Linked DNA regions of Homo sapiens: region 1 is linked to region 2. Evidence: chromatin contacts called from ENCODE Hi-C or POLR2A ChIA-PET data. All regions are on one chromosome and are shown on one strand. Each heading gives the region's core, a stretch centred on a gene start or an enhancer-like site at or near the end of the contact. The rest is flanking DNA. Distances are from core to core; before and after follow the strand shown. Region 1 holds the start of LINC02595 (long intergenic non-protein coding RNA 2595). Region 2 has its middle 35 kb from the start of MIR221.

Region 1 (6,324 bases), core at 2,385-4,884, 140 kb before region 2:
TGCCCAGGCTGATCTCGAACTCCTGAGCTCAAGTGATCCACCCCCCTCGGCCTCCCAAAGTGCTGGAAGTACAGCTGTGAGCTACTGTGCTTGGCCACAGTCTTTACTCTGTTCCTCTTTATCTTTTTCTTCCTCCCCCTCCTCCCCCTCTTTCTCTCTCTCTCTCTTCTTTCCTGCTTTTTCTTTCATTCTTTCTTCTTTTCTTTCATCATCATCTTCTTCTTTTTTCTTTTTTTAACCATGAGATGATACGGTTAAATAGTTGATGTTGGGAATTTATGTGGAGATCTGGATCAGAAAAAAAGTACTTTCCTGTGAGTAAGGTAGTGAGGTATTCTTCAGTTTATCACATACTCCAAAAACATGAGAGAGCTTACCAAAGGTTTTGTAACTGAAGAATCTATTACAAGTAATCAGGTTTATATTTAGCTTTGAATTATACATATACACACCCACATATACACACACATATTTTTAAGTAACTTAGATCATCAACATTTCAATCTGAGCATTATATGGGTAGTATTGTCTCTATCTTCATTGTCTTGTGAGATAACTAGTGATGTATTTCCCTAACACGAGGAGATCAATTAAAGCAACTGACATTCTGCAAATTTGAATCAATGATGCCACTCAATCCAATCAACCAAAGTAAAGAAAGCTAATTCATGCTTTTCTTAGAGCCAGAAGAAAAAACTGGCAAAAGTGTTGTCTCATTGTGTCCCTTTTCCCCTTAAATCAATTATCAGTTATCACAGGAAAGAAAAGAGAGAAGACTGTGCATTATGTTCAGGCTCACAACTCAAAGAGTAAACGAACAAAAAATTATTAAAATAATTATCAAGAGAAAATTTCTCAAGAGGGAAAAACACACATTATAAAACCTTTCGCTGCAGTGAGCATCAGAATGGGAGATGCCAATTGGATTAAACTGCTAGAACAAAACTCATGTTTTGTTTTAATCCCACTGTCTTGAATGTAGACTAGTCATGGAGCTCCCTTTCCACAGGTCTACATGGGATGTTCAGATCTGTCCTCATCAATGTCACAGACATTTCAAGAGAACTTTTGAAACCAAATGGAGGGTGACACAGAATTCCTTGGGGATAATGGGAGTGTCCAGAGCACTTTCTTATTTAAAGATCAGTGAAAAAAACTCAATAGCACGGGAACTAAAAGGGAAATGTGAAGCATAATGGTGTTTGGTCAGTGGAGCAAAGGATTTGTAGTGTATTTTAATTGTACTTTTTACATATCTCGTAGCACAATTCAGGCTTAGAAAGGATTTCAATTGTGATTTTGTTGGCTTAGTTTTGACCTGAACAAAATGGATTTGCTGTTTTTATTTCTTTCTTCTTTTTATTCAAATGGCACACCCTTTTGTTTTGAGAAATCTGGTTGTTATCTCTTAGTTAGAACCATGCCTAATGAAGTACTCTTTCCAATTTTGGATGTTTAATCATGCTGGATTCTTACCAAAGACCTCAAAAGAGACTAAACTTGAAGGACAAAGATGATTGTCAAGTGGGCTATGGATTAGGGTCTGATTTTTTGGTGAGAGTTCAATGAACATAATTTAGACTAAGGTAGATTCAGTAAGGCAGAAAGGAAGAAATGAAGCATGCTTCTGGGGAATAAACGGCAAAGCAAACACACAGAAACTCACTCAAGAAGATGCCAGTGAGCAACTCAGAACCAATATCTGATATATAATTTAAGACCCAAAGGTCACTTAATATCAACTCTATTGCTGCACTCACACACCCAAGGAATCTGGCTAGCAATTGTTTTAGAGCTTGCCTTAGCTGTTTTTATTTCATGCAAGTGTTTCTCTGGAGGCACAAAAAATGTTAAGAGTAAAACTGGATTTATCGAAGGCATTTGCTTGGATTAATTAGGTAATAAAAGCATTTTCAAATTGCTAATTTACTAAGCAGTGTCACCGGAATGCTGAATTACTTTACTTTTATTATGATGATCAAGAGAGATAAATGCAGGCCTAGCCACAAAACCAAAGCAAAGAGAGGCAGGAGTCATTCTTTGCATAATTACTGGCATTTGTCATCCTTTCCTTGAAAAGGGGATCATCAGTTTTTCTAAGGATTGTTTTCTTTGCTTCAGAGTCTTTTCTTCAGAACTGTTTATCATCCACATTGTCCTCATTTACCCAGCAACACATACTGTACTAACGTACTTTCCATTAGTGAATTTAATGAATTTAATTTTGGTTCAAAATGTTAATTAAAGTGTGCCTTTCATTCTTATAAGGATGAAACTTAAAAAACTCTTGGTTCTCAAGTGTTAGGTGAAATTACTAAAAGCAGAGTTGAAAAACAGGGTTAATCAATGTGAAATGTAGTATCATGAGCCTGGGATAGATATTGATAATGAATTATAATTAATTTTCCATCTCTTTTAAGAAAACAAAGGCTCAAAAATCACGGCTTCCATAACTTTGCCTATACTTAGGAGAAATTTTGGAAGAAAAACGTGTAAGAAGAAACAGAAAAGAAGTTTGCCTCAAAGAGAGAAACAAAGAAAAAGCTACCAGACCAGATATTCCCTCATCAGAAAATGAATGAGAATTTTATTATCTCTTGGCTTTAAAAAAAATTCTGTCCTTTGCCAGATCTGAAAATGCTGCCAACCTGGAAGAAAAAGAACCCATTTTTCTAAACAACCTCATTTAGTAATTTCCATGAAATTGACATTTTAGAACTATGACAAAAAGCCAAATTAAAACTCAGGGGTTCCTAATCCCTAAATTCTGAGTCCGTTTTAAGAAATACCTAAAATACACTTTAAAACGAACCAATTAATATAATTACCGTGGGTTTAAATAACACATACACACTGGATTTGTTTCTGTAAAACACAGCTGTTCTGTTATTTACATTTTGCTATTTTTTAAATTAGAAATATGGCTTTATATATTGTACATATATGTAAAGTAACTTTTTAAAAAGAGTGAATCTGTTGTCTTCTGCCATCATTACATTAAAAAAAAAAAAACCCAACCACCCTACAGCCAATTAACTTGGAAATCTTATATTCAAGCTTCTGAATATTACTGCGGTTGTAGCAAGGGAAGCAGCACATCCAGGTAGTTAATGTAGAAGAAACAGGGCACAGGCAGCAACTTGCATCCCCTGGCAATTCACATGGTAATTTCTTCGCTTCCACTCTCAGGCTCACTCCACCTTGCTTCACCAACCCCCCTCCCCCTAAGACACGAGGCACCCTCTGGGCCACGGAAGGTGCCATGCGGGGAGACGCCGGAAGAGCGGGGGCAGAGTGCACGGTTCCCACACCCTTAGCCGCGGGCGGCCGCCGCGGGCCCCAGGAGTGGGGAACCGGTTGGGAGAGCGGGGTTGGGGGCGGACCCCAGGGCCGCACCCCTGGTCCCCCCCATCCCCTTTCTACCGCCACAGACCCAAGAACCCGAAATCTGCGGCACGAGGCGCGGCGCCCGCAGCCCCCGGCTGGGCCCCGGCGGGGATGGGCGGGCAGGGGGCGGAGCGCAGCGCAGCGCGGGGCGGCGGGAAAGGGGCGGAGAGGATAGCTTGGGCTCTGGCGGGCCGCGGGACTGGCAGAACCTGCGGGCGAGGTGGGTGGCTCGCCAGCCGGGACGAAGGGAAATGAGGACCACCGCTCCGGGGCGCGAGTAGGCGCGTGGAGTCCGGGGGCTCAGCCGCCGCGCCTCTTCCTCCTGCAGCTGGAGACTGCAACAGCGGCGGGTGCACCGGCAGCAGCGACGACCCTGCGCGCAGGTGGGCACCCCCGAGCGCGGCGCTCTGCCCGCTCCCCCGGCCACCGCGGGCCGGACGCCCGCTCTTCCAGGCCACTGCGCTTGGGGGCGAGGGCTGGGTAGGTCCAGGGGCAGAAGGAAGGTGCACGGCCCCGTGGTGGGCGCGCTTCTGCGCGCGCGCTGTGGTAGGTGGGAAAGAGGTGCAGAAAAGCTGCCTCCCTTAGGGTTCACTCCCTCGGTTCCACTGTCCCCACCCCACCCCTTCTGAGGAGCTGGGCACACCGGTGGGGCTTTGGAAAACTGCGATCTCCTACCCGCCCCGCAGTATCGGTGGCGTGTGCAGGTTGCCCTTCTCTTCACAGTCCACACCCAGCAACCATCAGGACGCCCCCTGCTCCCGGCCCGAAGACTGTAGGGACCATGGGAGGAGAGAGTGGTGGCTGGACCGGTCGGGGCGTGTGCGCGGAAGGCTGGAGTTGCTTGAGTATTGTCTGCCGGGGCCGGCGCTTGCGTCAGGGTGCTCCCTCGCGCTTTCGGGGGTAGGGAATGGGTTTGCTGAACTTACTCTGAGGGCTGATTCTGCACATGCCCTTGGCGCCTTGTGCATGTTTGGACAAGGGTTTAATGGAGGCACGTGGGAGCAGTATCGATCTCTGGCGGGTCCCCAAAGACCCTCTTGGGATAGTCCAGAGCGTGTTCGGGGTTGAGAGCGAAAGGAGAGTGTTCCGTGTGAATGTGCGTCCTAGGGAGGAGGAGGACAGTGTCTCAAGGAGACTTGATTTTCTTTTATTTGCTGCAATTCCGTAAACCAAATCATGCTTTCGAGGCGTTAAAGTAAATTACTGGTAAGTGGGGCGGATCTCTGCTGGGGATAAAGAAGCTCCCGGGTTTGCGGGGTAGCGGGCCTGGCTGGCGTGCACGCTCGGTGGCTTTTGGCGCTGTCTCGCCTAGGTAGTGGGGGTGGAGGTGGTGGTGCTTGTGTCTTTGGCTTAAGGTGCTGGAGCCGGGCTTACTTGTCCTAGGTAGACTGTGGGACTTGGAGGAGGTAAAAAAGCTTCGCGGCGCGGTTATTCGCAATTAACTCCAGAAATCTCAGTGTGTGTCTGTCGGTCGGTCTCTCTCTGTCTCTTTCTCTCTCTCTCTCTCTCTGTCTCTGTCTCTCTCTCTCTCTCTCTCTCACACACACACACACACACACACACACACACACACACACTCGCACGTCTCATGGCTGCTTGGATTTGCCGATAGTTGTTCATGAATTTTTATTCCTGTTTGTTCATTTCCTGACTTTTTTTTTTTTTTTTTTTTGGAAAAAGGACCTACCTGTATTAAAATCCGTGGGGTTTCAGAAAGACCCTTCCGCAGTCATTCATATTCAAATCAAGGATAGGGCATTTTGATGAAAATACCCCACCAAACTGCTGTTTGGATTGGACAAAACTGTAGTTCAGGTTAGAATTACTGTTATTTTAAATAGACATCTTACAACCTTGTGGTAAAGTAACCTTAGCCTGAATCGCCCCTGATCTTTCTTTGTGTCAATTTACAGAATTCTGAATTACAGATGAACAAAGCGGTGAAGTTTTCTTTTAATTTTAAACGACAGGTCTTGAAATGGCTGTAAGTTGAGTTCTGCGACTCCATCTCTTTAATGATCGGCTCAGAGTGGTGTATAGTTGATGATCTGAGACTTACATATGTTTCAATTTCTAATCAAATAATTTATCATACCATTGGGGAGAAGGACGCCTTAGGAATTTTCAACACAGAGGAGAAAGAACATTTTTGTCTTTTGGAGCAAATGTTTTGCCACTTTTTCCCCAGATGTCCCCGTTAGATGCCTAGAAAAGATGCATTGTTGACGAATAATACATGATTTATTTCTCTTTTATGTCTACAGGTGGCAGTGTAGAAGCCAGACCGGGAGCTTCCAGAAGTGGTTTCTGAAAGAGTCAAATGTACATGAGTAAGCAAGCACAGGAATCTGAAAAACCACAGGTATGTAGGACAATTAATCCACCTATCTAGCTTTATAATTATTGCATTCCAGTAGTACTAACCCATTTGCTCTTATGTTCAATATTTTGACACTTATATAAATTTCTATGAAGTGAAATGTATTTTGAGGTAACCTCCGAGGAGAAGCAGGGTCTAATCTATTTCTGACAATGTATTTAAATAAAAATTCTGCATGTCATTATATTACATGACTTTTTACTGTTCTAAAAGAGTTGTTTTTCCATTGTGACCATGTGGCTTTGCATTTAACCAGTTGTTTGATATCTGCTTTTCAAAACACTTTTCCTGAAACTACATAAAACTGCCAATTGTTCTGAATAATTTCATTTGAGATAATGTTAACAGAGTCACCTGCATGAACCAATAACAATATCAGCTTAAAAATTTTTTTTATTTTTTGGCTGGGTGTGGTGGCTCACGCCTGTAATCCCAGCACTTTGGGAGGCCGAGGCGGGCGGATCACGAGGTCAGGAGATCGAGACCATCCTGGCTAACACGGTGAAACCCCGTCTCTACTAAAAATACAAAAAATTAGCCGGGCGTGGTGGCGGGCG
Region 2 (6,181 bases), core at 2,867-5,366:
TTCAGTGGCATGGCCACTTAGTTTTCAGACTGAGACCAGATTTGGTGGTTTTTGTGTCTTTCATAGAAGTAGACAGCATGAAGAAACTTCTTGATTTAGTGCTACCTGGAATGAATGATTCTTAAATACAACACAGATTACAAAATGGTCAGGATTTGCCATCACATGCTTTAAAAGTTTCTTCTTTATATCACTGGAAGTTGTTGATGGCAATGAAAATATGCAATAGTAACTCTTCAGTTACTATTCTTCAGAAACTTCTAGACTTGCAAACACAACCCTGAGAGGAGAGACTGTTGTCATCCATCTGAGAATATTTGGAAGGTACCTGATAAGGTAGAAGCTGATCTTCAAAGAGTTTAGAAATTCTTGGCAAGTGGAGCCTGTCCTGGAAGTTGGGGCTTTCTGTCTTCTGGGAAATGAGTGCCTGAAAACAATGGTGGATGGGCAACTACAGGTTATGTCTACAGATGTCCAGTGCGAGGCTTCTGCAATGAATCCTTTGACTGAAATGCACAGAATGCTCAATGGAGTAAAAGCCTTGAGTCTTTTGTATCCAAAATTCACTGTGTGGAACAACGAATCACCTTAAGGATGTGGTATGAAGGGTTAGGGAGAAGAAGCTCACACTCAAAAGACCACCACCCTTGTTCCAAACCTCTACTGATCCCTGAACTTCTACTACCAGTCATTCTCTACTTTCCCACTTTTTGGAATTTATGGAAGAAAAAAAAGGTGTTGCCACCAGGCTGTGGATTAATTGATCATATTGACTCCCTAGTTAATTTCTGGGCCATTGGTTGGGAAAAGAGAATGCAAGGAGCCCAAAAAAACTACCTAATCTACAGTTTTGCTTACTTATTATACGGCCTGATGAAACATTACCTTAGAAGTGAGAATGCCTTACAATACACTAGTTTTTGGTGGCCATTTTATTGGATATTTACTATGTGCCAGGTTTTGTACTAAGCATTTCATAAGCACTATTCTTATAAAAGAACCTGAGAGATGGGTAGTATGACTATTTTACAGATAAGGAAACTAAGAGTCCCTGAGGTTAAATGATTTAACCAAGGTCACTGAGACCCAAACCTAGGTTTGTGTAACTCCACTGTCCGATTCTGCTTAGACTTTTGTTATATCTTTAACCAGCTGTCTTAGTCAACTTGAACTGCTATAACAGAATACCACAGACTGGGTGGCTTAAACAACAAACACTTACTTTCTCACACTTCTCAAGGCTGAAAGTCCAATATCAGGGTGCCAGCGTGGATGGGTTCTGGTTAGGGCTCTCTTCCTGGGTTGCAGAAGACTACCTTCTTATTGTATCTTCAGATGGTTAAGAGAGGGATCTCAATTTCATATCTCGTCTTATACGGGCACTAATCCCATTCACAAGGGCTCCACCCCCCCCCAATACCTAATTACCTCCCAAAGACCCCTCTTCCAAATACCATCCCACTGGGGAGTAGGGCTTCAATGTATGATTTTGGTGGGGCCACACTAAGTTCATAGCATCAGTCATAATAATATTTTTCTTCATACTTAAAAATGTGGCTCCCCCTCAAATAGCTTTTAGATGATTTTCCACTAGTGTTTATGGGTTTGCATGCATCCATCCTCACTGTTTGACTCAGTCTCCACTGGGGCCAGCTTTTGCCCACTCTCACTTGTATATACCTCTTGCTTCATCCAAACTAAAATATTCCATGTTCCCATACACGCCCCATGCTTTTCATTGTGTTTCCTTTTGCAAAAGTAGAAACATAGGGGTGGAGGGTAGAAAGAGCTGCATAGTGTTCATCTTTTGCTCAGTGTTGAGGCAGGAAGAAGCTGAAGACATTGTTTTAAGGAGGGCTGTATCAGACATGAGAAACATGACACAGCCTCATTTCCATGTGTATGACCATGGAGGGCAAAAGGCCATTCTCCACAGTTCTCTGTAGTATCAATAAGGCTTCAATCCCAGAGGTCAGAAGGGACCATGACACCATCATGGTCTCCATTGTAGCAGCTTTGCGGACACGGAGAAAAGCACCTAGGAAGGTACACTGTACTCACAGAGAAGGTGGTGGTCTGCAGAGTGGGCATGACTGAAGTGCTGTCCCTCTCAAAACATTGGATAAAGACCAGAATGGAAGAAAAAGAGAGTACAGTACGGAAACACAGATTAAACTCTCTGTAAGATCCTGGAAGTAACTAGAATGATTTGGGAGGGGGCCACTTTTGGTGCTGAGGCCCAACATTATCCAGAGTTGTCAAAGAAATCTGAGTTATCCCCATTCTGTGACCTCACCCTCATTCATACAACCAGCTGGTGGGGATTGGGCAAGATTGAGTTCATTTATTTGGGAAACATGTCTCATATACCTAATATGTGCCAGACACTGCAAAGCTCTGAAGATCCAAAGATAAGGCTCAGTCCCTGCCCTCTCAGGGCTTACATCATGGTAACAAGTCTACTTCTTATGTCCACGGAGGCTTTGCACTGTATATCTCTTAGACTTTTGTCCCAGGGTTGCCACCAGTGGCCACAGAGATTGTTTTCTACACAGAGATTTTGATGTGAATGGCAACCCCTATAGTTGTATATTGCATAGCCTGCACAACCTGCACAACTGCACATGGTGGCCCTGTTTGCCCAAATAATTTCCCCCTAAAATACCTTCCCCTGCAACTCTGCCTTCCAAATTTTTCCAGACGCATCTCTGATCTGAACTCCTCTTTCCATCCTGGCCTTACCACAACCCCCAAGGCATTCCTTTTTCCTCAGACCTCCTTTGATATTTTCTGCCTGTAGAGGTAAACTGAAAATTAAACAGGGCCTCCATGGACCCTTTCTTGTTTTGAGTTTTTTAACTATTAGTTTAGCCTTGTGTTTGTTTAGCTTTTTGCCAACCTGACTCTTATCTCCCTGCATGGTTTTTGGTAGTAAGGGTAAGAACTGTGTCCTATCCATCTTTGTGTCTCCCCAAAAGGCTTTGCACATAATTGAAATTCAATAGGACAAAAGAAGAAAGTGGTATTTAAAATGAGAGACCTTTCAAAGAGTGAAAGATGCCAGTTGAAATGGAGTGTTTGTGACAAAAATCTTCAGTCAATACGTTTTTCAAATTCTTTCAGTGTTGACTCTCAAATATTTATGCTAATGACAACCAGGAAAAGCACAGATATTGGAAATGTACCAAACCAAGACTAATTCTGGCCAACTCATTCTTTTCATCAAAACTTCTGTAAGAGTATCTAACAAGAAAAGGTTCAGGCACCACTGACCTCTCGCAACTCTCCCTCAAGGGAGTCAAGCTCAATTCATGCCTCAGGTTCAAACCATTCGTGGGAGGTCCAAAGCGTGGCGATCTGAGGGTACAAGAGAGAGGGAGGAAGATGGAGGGAGAAAGTGAAAAGGCAAAGGATCTGAAAATGAAAGAAAACATATATCAGTTGTTTACACAGAGCTTGGATTTAGAATCTTTAGATCAGCTAAGGTCATTTCCAATTAATTACTTACGTGATTTTATTCTTATAAAGAACGGCTACTTTTTCCACAAAAGGAAAGGAAGGAAGAAAAGAAAGAATGGAAAGAATGGAAAGAAAGAAAGAAAGAAAGAAAGAAAGAAAGAAAGAAAGAAAGAAAGAAAGAAAGGAGGGAGAGAGAGAGAGAAAAGAAAGAAAGAAAGAAAAAAGGAAAGAGAGAGAGGGAGAGAGGGAGGGAGAAAGGAGAGAGGAGGTGGAGAGATGGGGGAGAGAGACAGAGCGCAATCAAAAGGGTAGGGCAAAAGGGAGCTCTCCAAAAAGACCATTATTTGCCTTTTTGGTATTTTATTGAAGTTCAATATGGTTTAATTGACACAGGAGTCTGGAATGCTCTGAAACTGTGACTAAGGGGACAGCCTCTCTGGGTAATTTAAGCTTCCTTTCTCATTCATAACCTCAACCACAAGGTTGAACTGGCACCCTGTTCTTTTTGAATTTCATGAGTAAAAAATGCACTGAAAACCATTACTCTAGCCAGAATGAGTGCTGCTTCCTCCTGATCCACTTACTGACAAATAGTACATCCTAAACCAGGTAGCTGACTAAGTCCTTAGTCACAGAAACAGAAGTTCTTCATCCGATCAGCCTTTTCCTCTCCCCGTTGGCCAGGCTGCCCCATCTGCTCTGAGACACTGGAGCCCCTTGAGTAAATTAGAAACCCAACTTCAGGGCAGTGAGTTACAAGCAGAAAAACCCCAGCATCCTGTACACTCTGACAGTAGCACCACACAAGGACATTTAGGAAAGAAAATGCAAATAGCTTGACATAAACTAAGAATTAGCAGCCTCTGTGGTCTGATACTAGGGAGTCTGGGAAGGCCCTAATGTCACCCCCACCATCACCACCACAGGGCTGTGGCCTTCTGGAGTAAAGCTCTTATCCTTCCTCAAAGGTCAAGTGATTAAGGCCTCTACCACTTTATTACTCACATCTTCATGTGAATGCATAAACTGAAAGGCATGGACAGGGAGAGAGAGAGAGAGGAACAATGTGGGTTAGAGGGTACATTTCAAACCCCAAATCAGAAGTCTTGAAGTGCAGGGTACCTTTGGGAAAGTGATTTCATTTCTCTGGGCACCATCTTCACGCGAAAGTTGATCTAGCTAGATAATTTTTACATCTGTCTCTCTTCCTTCCTGTCTTCCATTCTCTTTCTTTTCCTTTCTTCTTGTCTACGAGTATTTATTGAGCCCCTACTATGTGCTACACTTTGTTCTAGGCATTGTGAATATCACTGTAAACAAAATAGGCTAAGTCTGCATCCCATGTAGCTTACATTCTCATAGGGGAAACATAATAAGCAAAGAAATACATAATGCAGATAATTCTCACTTTGCATTGTTTTGATATGCATGAATTTTGATTACCATGGTTTATTTAACACCAGGTTCCCAACAAAACAGTTCAAATTTTAGTCACCACAGCATATTAATTGTGAGTAACTGCTGCAAATTTCACTGCTAGCTCTCCAGGCCACAAATGGCTATGTAAGTGACAAATGTTCATCATAATCAGTGACCAATCGCATTACTTCTTTCAAAATCATTCAGTGATTGGTCACTGTGCATCTGTTACTCAGTTCACACAAGGAAAGCAAAGCCTGTAGCTGTGTTGCCTCTTTGTCTCCCAGTGGTAGAGAGATACTTTAGGCAAAATAATTGAACTTCTAAAGTACTACTACTGTTGGATAACACTCCAGGTCAACCTGATTCTCTTAAATGGAAATGTGAAAATTTGCTTTTTACACCCAACACAACCTCATTAATCCATCCAATGGACCACGCAGTTATTTCAAATTTGAAAGCCTATTAGATGTACTTTCAGACAGACTAGGAATGCTCTAACTAGAAATCATGCCATTTTTTTAGCTGAGTTTTGAAAGAAATATGACATAAGGGACGTACTTGAACACATTCAAGCATCATGGCAGGAAGTAACAACAAGTAGTATGCCCGCAGTATGGAAGGAACTTTTCCTATGCCATGCAAGTAACTTTATGGGCTTCTAATAAAAGGTAAATGGAGTTGTAGAAGAAATAGTTGACCATGGCAATGTGGACACACTGCTGCTCTTTGAGAGGCTCTTGATATGCAGCCAGAGAAACTTAGTGAGAGCAAACTTATGAACACAAATGAAAAAGTGATTGTGATGAAAGAGATGAATATATCCCAGAGGAAGGAACACTTGTGAAAAACTTCACATTAAAAGAGCTCTCAGAGATATTTCATGACATTGAAAATGCAAGGGACAAATATTGGAAGCTGATCCAATAAACTTAGAAAGGAGGATGGCTATTCACCAAGAAATATTAAAAAATGTTCTCTCTGCATTGTAGGTTTTATGAAGAGAAGAAAGAAGCAAGCACTGTTCAAACTACTCTTTTTGTAGTTTGTACAAATTTATGCTATACATGGAAAATTTTGTTATGTGTATATCATGTGTAATGATCAGTCAGGGTATTTAGGGTGTCCATCTCCTGGGTACAACAAATTTTTGTTTAACTATAGTCACCTTACTCTGCTAGCAAACACTGAATTTATTCCTTCTATCTAACTGTATATTTGTACACATTAACCAACTTTTCTTCATTCCCCCCTCCCCTCCAGTTCCAGTCTCTATTCTCTAACTTCCCACCCTCTACCTCCA

Evidence for each region. A loop is a pair of places that touch in the nucleus more often than their neighbours do. ChIA-PET counts read pairs that join two places held with the same protein, here RNA polymerase II (POLR2A). Pooled maps may share reads with other maps.
Region 1: a pooled map shows a loop between it and region 2 (6-fold over the local background). The contact joins the promoter of LINC02595 here to the enhancer-like site in region 2. A Hi-C loop is called at or near these places in 2 of 37 single-sample maps with no recorded cell type and 10 of 50 pooled maps. POLR2A ChIA-PET finds 5 or more read pairs at or near these places in 5 of 52 experiments (A673, AG04449, activated CD4-positive, alpha-beta T cell and 2 more).

What each region holds. Positions count from the first base shown.
Region 1 is chrX:45,848,800-45,855,123 of GRCh38, reverse strand. LINC02595 (long intergenic non-protein coding RNA 2595) reads left to right here and starts at 3,634. Exons shown (of 3, transcript NR_125365.1): 1 at 3,634-3,770; 2 at 5,652-5,749.
Region 2 is chrX:45,708,451-45,714,631 of GRCh38, reverse strand. No RefSeq gene overlaps it. Among named protein-coding and RNA genes, the nearest start is that of MIR221, 35 kb to the left of the region's middle. RefSeq lists an enhancer at 4,411-4,510. Within about 2 kb of position 4,116, at least 6 of the 41 ENCODE cell types and tissues checked have a DNase peak (open chromatin) inside an H3K27ac peak, as active enhancers do.